Regions from separate parts of the Homo sapiens genome. Here region 1 is linked to region 2. The links are chromatin contacts, found by Hi-C or POLR2A ChIA-PET in ENCODE. All regions are on one chromosome and are shown on one strand. The core of a region is the stretch at or near the end of the contact, and the rest is flanking DNA. Distances in the headings are between cores, read along the strand shown.

The links. A loop is a pair of places that touch in the nucleus more often than their neighbours do. ChIA-PET counts read pairs that join two places held with the same protein, here RNA polymerase II (POLR2A). Pooled maps may share reads with other maps.
Region 1: a loop to region 2 is called in a pooled map, with 4 times the contacts of the local background. The contact joins two enhancer-like sites. A Hi-C loop is called at or near these places in 1 of 37 single-sample maps with no recorded cell type and 2 of 50 pooled maps. POLR2A ChIA-PET finds 5 or more read pairs at or near these places in 4 of 52 experiments (Caco-2, OCI-LY7, Panc1 and 1 more).

Annotation. Positions count from the first base shown.
Region 1 is chr11:110,309,719-110,313,602 of GRCh38, reverse strand. No RefSeq gene overlaps it. Among named protein-coding and RNA genes, the nearest start is that of RDX, 15 kb to the right of the region's middle. Within about 2 kb of position 1,627, at least 2 of the 41 ENCODE cell types and tissues checked have a DNase peak (open chromatin) inside an H3K27ac peak, as active enhancers do.
Region 2 is chr11:110,025,660-110,029,070 of GRCh38, reverse strand. No RefSeq gene overlaps it. Among named protein-coding and RNA genes, the nearest start is that of ZC3H12C, 66 kb to the left of the region's middle. RefSeq lists a silencer at 993-1,072 and an enhancer at 1,383-1,542. Within about 2 kb of position 1,687, at least 4 of the 41 ENCODE cell types and tissues checked have a DNase peak (open chromatin) inside an H3K27ac peak, as active enhancers do.

The DNA of each region.
Region 1 (3,884 bases), core at 378-2,877, 280 kb before region 2:
GGGACTAAGGCACATGCCACCACACCTGGCTAATTTTTGTATGTTTAATAGAGAGAGGGTTTCACTATGTTGGCCAGGCTATTCTCGAATTCCTGACCTCAAGTGGTCCAGCCGCCTTGGCCTCCCAAAGTGCTGAGATTACAGGTGTCAGCCACTGCACCCGGCTTGTATTTTGATTTTAATTTAACATTACATTATAAGCATTTTTACATATAGTGACATAATTTTTAATGCAATTTTTCTTTTGAATAAGAAACATTACATTGTTTATTACATACGTTGTTATATTATGTTATACATTGTATAATATAATTTATTTAACTTTTTTGGGGGAACACTTAGTACGTTCTCAAGTTTTCACTATTATATATAAGGCTGTGTTGAATATCTTTGTATGTTTGTGTTAAGCCATGTTCTTATTTTTTAGTTCAGATTATTAGAAACTGATAAATGACCAAAGAATATAAATATATTTAAGACTTCTGATACATAACGCCAAATTGATTTTTAGGAATTTTGCACCAATTTACACTCCTATTGAAAGTATATAAAAGTATATAAGATAGCCTGTCTTACCATATTCTTCAAAGCATTGAATGTCATGGGGCTCTTACATTTTAACACCATTTTTCCTCTCCATTTAAAGAAACAAGGAAATTCTTTGAAGGAAATTGTTATTTTGACATCCTATTTAAAATATATGACTCAGCTTTATGGAAAAGTAAAAACCAGAGCATTACTTTTATGAGATGAGCAGTGTCATATTTATTAACATTGCATTAAACTGCAAGTCATACATTTCTTACTCTAAAAAGCATGTTAATAATTTTATTTTTCTTTTGCTAATATACAAAATCTCTGCCATAAATAGTCTCTGACTCTAATACACAAGCAAGTAAACATTTTGTAAGACTTTTAAGGCATAGCTTGTGAAATGATGAGTTCACTTTTCTTTTTAGCTTAATGTTTTATTATAGGTTTTTGGTAGAAATTGTCACCTGGTGAAAAACGGTGATTACTTAGCAATCTGGTTTGCTAATGCCATCTTGAATTGCAGTTTCCATAATCCCCACATGTTGTGAAGAGACCCCATGGGAAGTAACTGAATCATGAAGATGGTTACCCCCATACTGCTGTTCTCATGATAATGAGTGAGTTCTCACAAGATCTGATGGTTTTATAAGGGACTTTCCCCCCTTTTGCTTGGCTCTTCTCCTTTCTGCCATCATCTGAAGAAAGATGTTTGTGCTTCCCCTTCTGCCATGATTGTAAGTTTCCTGAGGCCTCCCCAGCCATGCGGAGCTGTGAGTCAATTAAACCTCTTTTCTTTATAAATTACCCAGTCTCGGGTATTTCTTCATAGCAATGTGAGAACCAACTAATACACTTAGCTACAAATATCAGGTATAATTTTATAGATTATGAATAATTAAAACTATAAGGAATCACTCTAGGGCCTACAGTCTAAGTAGATTTTCTGGTTTCTAATTGTTGTATTATGCCCTGGAAAAAAAAACAAGACACAGATCAAGTGGATTTTCATTTTTGTGCATTCTATAATACAAAATGCTGAGTCATCTGGGTCTTTTTTTGTGTGTGTGATGATTCTGACCTTCACCCAAGTGATTCATATTTCCCCCTGGGCTAGCACAAATGAATTATTTTGTCTCAGACAGTCTGTGATGCTGGAGGGCCCTTGGCCCTCAAGAGAATTCAGGCAGGGCCAAGGTCCATAGGCCCAATGTTAGATCAGCTTTCAGTGGGATATTCGGAAAGAAAAATGGTTAAAAAGCAGACAAGTTATATTATTTGAAGCCAAAGAGTGAGTAAGTATACTTTGGATTAGGTCTACAAGAACTTGCACAGAAAGAAATTATCTAAAATGTGATTTAGAAGTAAAGCATGTGCATATGCGTTAGCAATTGCAGTATGTTATATAAATGTACTAAAATGATGAAGAGTATATTGAAATAATATGTGCAAGTATCTTAACCCTGGTGCTTTTATGGTGCTTGTTCCTTTGCAGGTCTTAACAAAAGTTTGCTAGGTGAACAAATGGTTGATAGCATTTGTTTACATAACAAACTTCTGTTATCAACCAAAGATAACAAATGGTTGTTATCTTGAAATCCAGAAAAAAATTAGAGAATAAAAGAACTCTAACAAAGGAGAGACAACTTGGATTTGGATGTTACAGAATAACCTTAGATGATTATTTGTGTGAAGAATGAAGACATGAATGTGAAGATGAGTAGTCTGAGTTACCTTGAAATTTAAATAAATCACACTTGAGCCTCTGTCAGCTATTGGGGTTCAGAAAATGATACCCCAAAATATGGTGCTTTGGCATGCTGAACACTTTGAAATAACATAATTTGGAAGGCCTCAGAAGCAGCTTTAGAAGCAAAGTCTCTCTCTGACCTTCCCTTGCCTTCCTGTCTCCCATGCTCTTCCTCCAGCGAGATAAGCCATAGAAATTAAATTCCCTTTTCCTGAGTCTGGTCAGAGAAACTAGAACCCCTCTCTACCAAAGCCAGTCATAAAACCTGGAAAAATTCCTCTAAGCTCCCCATTACTTTCTGTATAAGAGCTGGCCATAAAGACATTATCTGACCTGCCTTGACTGTCCTGTATCCAGGAAGAAGGGTTGCTCCACAGGAATGCCAAGAAGGATCTGAACAGACAGGCCTTCCTTGTTGCAGAGTATATTGGTCAGCTATATCTAGGCCAGCCTCAGAACTGAACCACCCTTCAAATTCATTTCCATAGTGGGGGAAAAACACCTTTTGAGTTCCAAAGTAGTTTACACCATATCTTTTTTGTTGTTTTGTTTTGTTTTTGAGATGGAGTTTTGCTCTTGTCACCCAGGCTGGAGTGCAATGGCACGATCTCGGCTCACTGCAACCTCCGCCTCCCAGGTTCAAGCCATTCTCCTGCCCCAGCCTCCCAAGTAGCTGGGATTACAGGCGCCCAGCGCCATGCCCAGTTAACTTTGTATTTTAGTAGAGATGGGGTTTCACCATATTAGCCAGGCTGGTCTTGAACTCCTGGCCTCAGGTGATCCACACACCTTGGCCTCTCAAAGTGCTGGGATTACAGGTGTGAGCCACTGTGCCTGGCTTATACCATATCTTTGGACCAAAAGGCCCTTCACTAGTTGAGAATGTCACTCTTCTGTTTCCCCTGAATAACTTACTATAACACCTGCATGTGTGTCCTGGAAGCCATCAGGTCTACAGTACAACTGACAGTAAGCTGCCAAAGGGGTGCAGAGCATTGGATGGCTACTATCTCAATGCTTCAGTGCCATCTTGTTCACTCTTTTGGAATCAGATCATTACACAGGCCAGAGAAAGCTTCTTGAGACAGGGAACAGAGGCATAGCCCAGTGGCTTGAAAAGCATTCCAGAGACTAACAGTTGGACTAGGTCAAGGACCCAAGTAGATTTACAAAAAGCCTAGAGCTTGCCACCCTTTTTCACCATAGCTCCTGAATACTTACAAGTAACAGCCAACTGTGACTCAGACAGTCCCTCCAAATTTAACTGTAATCATTACATTTATATATTAACTTATTATATTAAAAGGCATTCATATATTGTTACTGGTTTTTTTGTTTGTTTTTGTTTTTTTGGGTGGTTGTTGTTGTTGTTGTTGTTGTTTTAGACAGGTCTTGCTATATTCAGGCTGGACTCAAACTCATAAGCTCACGTGATCTTTGCACCTCAGCCTCCTGAGTAACTGGGACTACAAGTGCACACCACCTCACTCAGCTCATTCAGTTACTAACTTATTGAATCTCAACTTGTATAAAGCAATTTATTTTGGAAGAGTAGGCTGCTCTTGAATTGTTTTAAGTAATGGTGATATTTTAGGAAATAAGT
Region 2 (3,411 bases), core at 438-2,937:
GGTATGACTTAAGGGGCTGCCATGGTTACAACTCCATCTATCAACGCCACTCATCTTCTCATAGGAAGAGTTTCATGGCTTTCAGCCCTAAAGGTATTTTTAGTCTTAGAGAAGTCCCTATTTAAACACCATGGTTAATGTAGCTAACTCTATCAGTTGATACTGCAGTCATCAGCACTTTGAATATCTTTTGTGTGCCCAGCCCATAATGACTTCATTTAATTAACTAGCTGATAGATAACTGAGAGAAAGGCTTTGCAGGGAATGGGATGCCAACTACATGACTTGAGGTTGGGTACCAGGATAATTAGGAGGATGAGCTTTGAATTCAGGTAACACTGGGTTCTCATATCAGTGCTGCCATTTATTAGTACTATGACCTTGGGAAAGTTAGTACATGAGCCCAAGTTTGCTTATCGTAAAATAGGAATAATAATAATATCCCTTAGGGTTATTTTGAGAGTTGGTGGTACCAGGCACATACCATAAATGTTAATTATTTCTGCTATAACACCAGAATTGAAGAAAGGGACTGGAATAAGGGAGAGAGAAGACACAAAAGAAAACATGCCTACAGAACACATTTGTCCAAAGTCCACTTTACCCAGGTCATCTTATCTCCCAAGGGAAAATTGGGTCTCAGAAAGAAGGCCAGGGAAACAGCCCTGCAAACTCCATGGTAAAGGTCTTCCCTCGGAGGGAGTATGTGCTGTTTAACATTCAACATGTGCCATGTGAAACCTCCTCCTGGTCTCATTTTTCCTCCTTACCTCAACCTTCCTGCACTCCACACTTCAGCCTTTTGGGATTTCTAATCTTCAGATAATGACACATGTCATTCTTCTGCTTGGGAAACATTCTTGGCTGATTACTTCTAACTTGAACGTTGGATCTCAGCTTTGATGTAACTACCTCTGGGAAGCCCCCCTGCCCCACTAGACTGAGCTGAGTGCCCCTCCTGTGTGTTTCCCCACATCATCTGCCTGAGAACTCATACCACTCATTATGATTTCTTGTTCATGCCTGTCTTCCCCACTAGGTTGTGGTCAGTGAAAGCAGAGACCACATCTGGTTTACTCTCCATAATATCCCCTAATCACCATCTAGCGTAAATGGCAATGAAGAGGAATTCAAGAAATACTAAATAAGCGAGTGAATGAATGAGTTTTATGCTGAGATTTAGGTGAGGGTAAGTTGCTTTGGATTTATGCTAGCATTTCTACTCTGATCTGAAAAGATCCTTGTTAAGACAATATTATTATTATTCCTCTTTTCCTTGTAGAAACTGTCTACAGATTATTTACACCTCAAAACATGAAGGGCTTTCCGTGTAGTTAAAGACAATGTAGGTAGGGGCCATTTCTGCTTACCAAACTTATGGTTTGACCAGGATCTTGGTGCTTTATCAGATAAAGAAGAATGTGTATATGATAACACTTGTTGGTATAGGTGTCTTCCAAATCATGTTGAAAAATACAGCATTAAAGCTCTGTGAAAGGAAAACTAATTTGAGTTCCTTCTCAGCTGGAACCTATTTGTACTATTTTGGGTACAAAAGACTCTCAATTACTTTCCCCTTCATTGGGACTTTTCTGATTTAGCATGTGACCTCCTCTCAATTGGTGGTTAAACATGGGTGACCATGCATTCATCATTTAAACCAAAGCACTTCTGAGTTCCAGCCCGTGACTTGAGCCTGAGAACAGTTCCTCTTTGTGTTATGTGTTCAACAAATGAAAGGGGAATCACAAGCCCTACTTCCTCTAGAACAGAGGATTGGAAGGGTGAGCTTACTAATATGTAGTTTACATTACACGTTGGGGTTGAAAACCTCAGTCCAGTTGCTATGCAATTGGGCTTTGGAATGGAAGAAAGCAACATGTGGAGGTGTCCATTTTATTTTTCCATGGAAAAATAATTCATTTTGAAATGGTTTCAAGCTTAAACAGAACATTTGCAAGTACAAAGATCTCCCAGGCTCCTCTCATCCAGTTCCTCAACTGTTAATATTTCACTGCATTCCCCTCCCCCTTTCTCTGTTGTATAATTTATAAAGAGGAGGGGAAAGTCCACTCTTGTTCCTAATACCATGGGTGCAGTATCAGCAGGAGGACTTGGCAAACAACCCAACAAGAAGGGCTGGAAATTGGAGAACAAAAGTATTTTCATAGGCAAATTCCATATGCTGGGCATTGTGCTAGTTCCTTTGCAAGCATTACTTCTTTAAGTCCCTGGAAGAATCCATTGAAGATTATGATCATTCGCACTCTACAGATGAGACAACTGGTGCTCAAAGGGATTAGAAACTTGCCCAAGGTCACAAGGCCAGAAAAGTGATGCACTTGTGTGTACCATTTTAAAGCTTCTCTTTCCATGACAGCTTGCCTTGTCACTGTAAAAAGAACATTCAATTGGGAATAAAAGGGTCCAGCCCAGTTCTAAATCCATGTTATCTTCAGCAAGCAACTTACGTTTATAGAGATTCAGTTCTTTCAACTGTAGAATGAGGGAGGCTGCACTAAATTAGCCTTAAGATTTCTTCCAGCTCAAAACTGAATAATTTAATAAGTGCCATATTTTTGCCAGGCTCACTGACAAAAGTACATTGAATATATTAGTGTCTACTGTAGGAATAGGAGACATAGAGCTTAGGACTTAGAGCTTATTTAATTCAGCAGCGAACTAGTTAATTTCTTCTATCTGTTGGGTTGTCCATTTGGATAGACATTTAAATGGTTGTCTATTTAAAGCATCTACCTGTCCTTGACCTTTTGCTACCTTTTGCCCTACCCTATAGCAGTTGAGTGTTCACTCCTCACATCCTAGGAGTTGGGATAATTCTGAGGGATAGAGGTGCCTCTGCTGGGGAAATTGAAGGAGTAGACTTAAATCCAATTGATTTTGAAATCATCCTTGGTTTGAAATCATCCTTGGGAACCTAGTAGTCACTCTGTGTACAAGTTTCTATCTTCAAAGAGTTCTATATTATTCGAAGAGTACTATATTAAAAACACCCTCTTCCTAAATATTTGGCTGTCATTCAGGAACTGGAGTATGTATACCCACAGAGTTATGCAATGGTGCTTCAAGAGGCCCCCTCAAACAAGTTATATGATAAATACAGCTCTTGAAGGGCAGGTCCCAGAGTTTCAAAAAATTTTATGTAAATATAAATGTATATTTATATATTACAAAATATGATATATAATAAAAAATATATATACATATATATTTGTATTTATTTATGGAATGCCATGGCACAATCATGGTTCACTGAAGCCTCAAACTCCTGGGCTCAAGTGATCCTCCCACCTCAGCTTCCTTAGTAGCTGGGACTACAGGTGCATGCCACCACCCCTGACTATAATCAGGGGTCATGTTTACACCTCCTCAAGGGTCGGAAATGATACT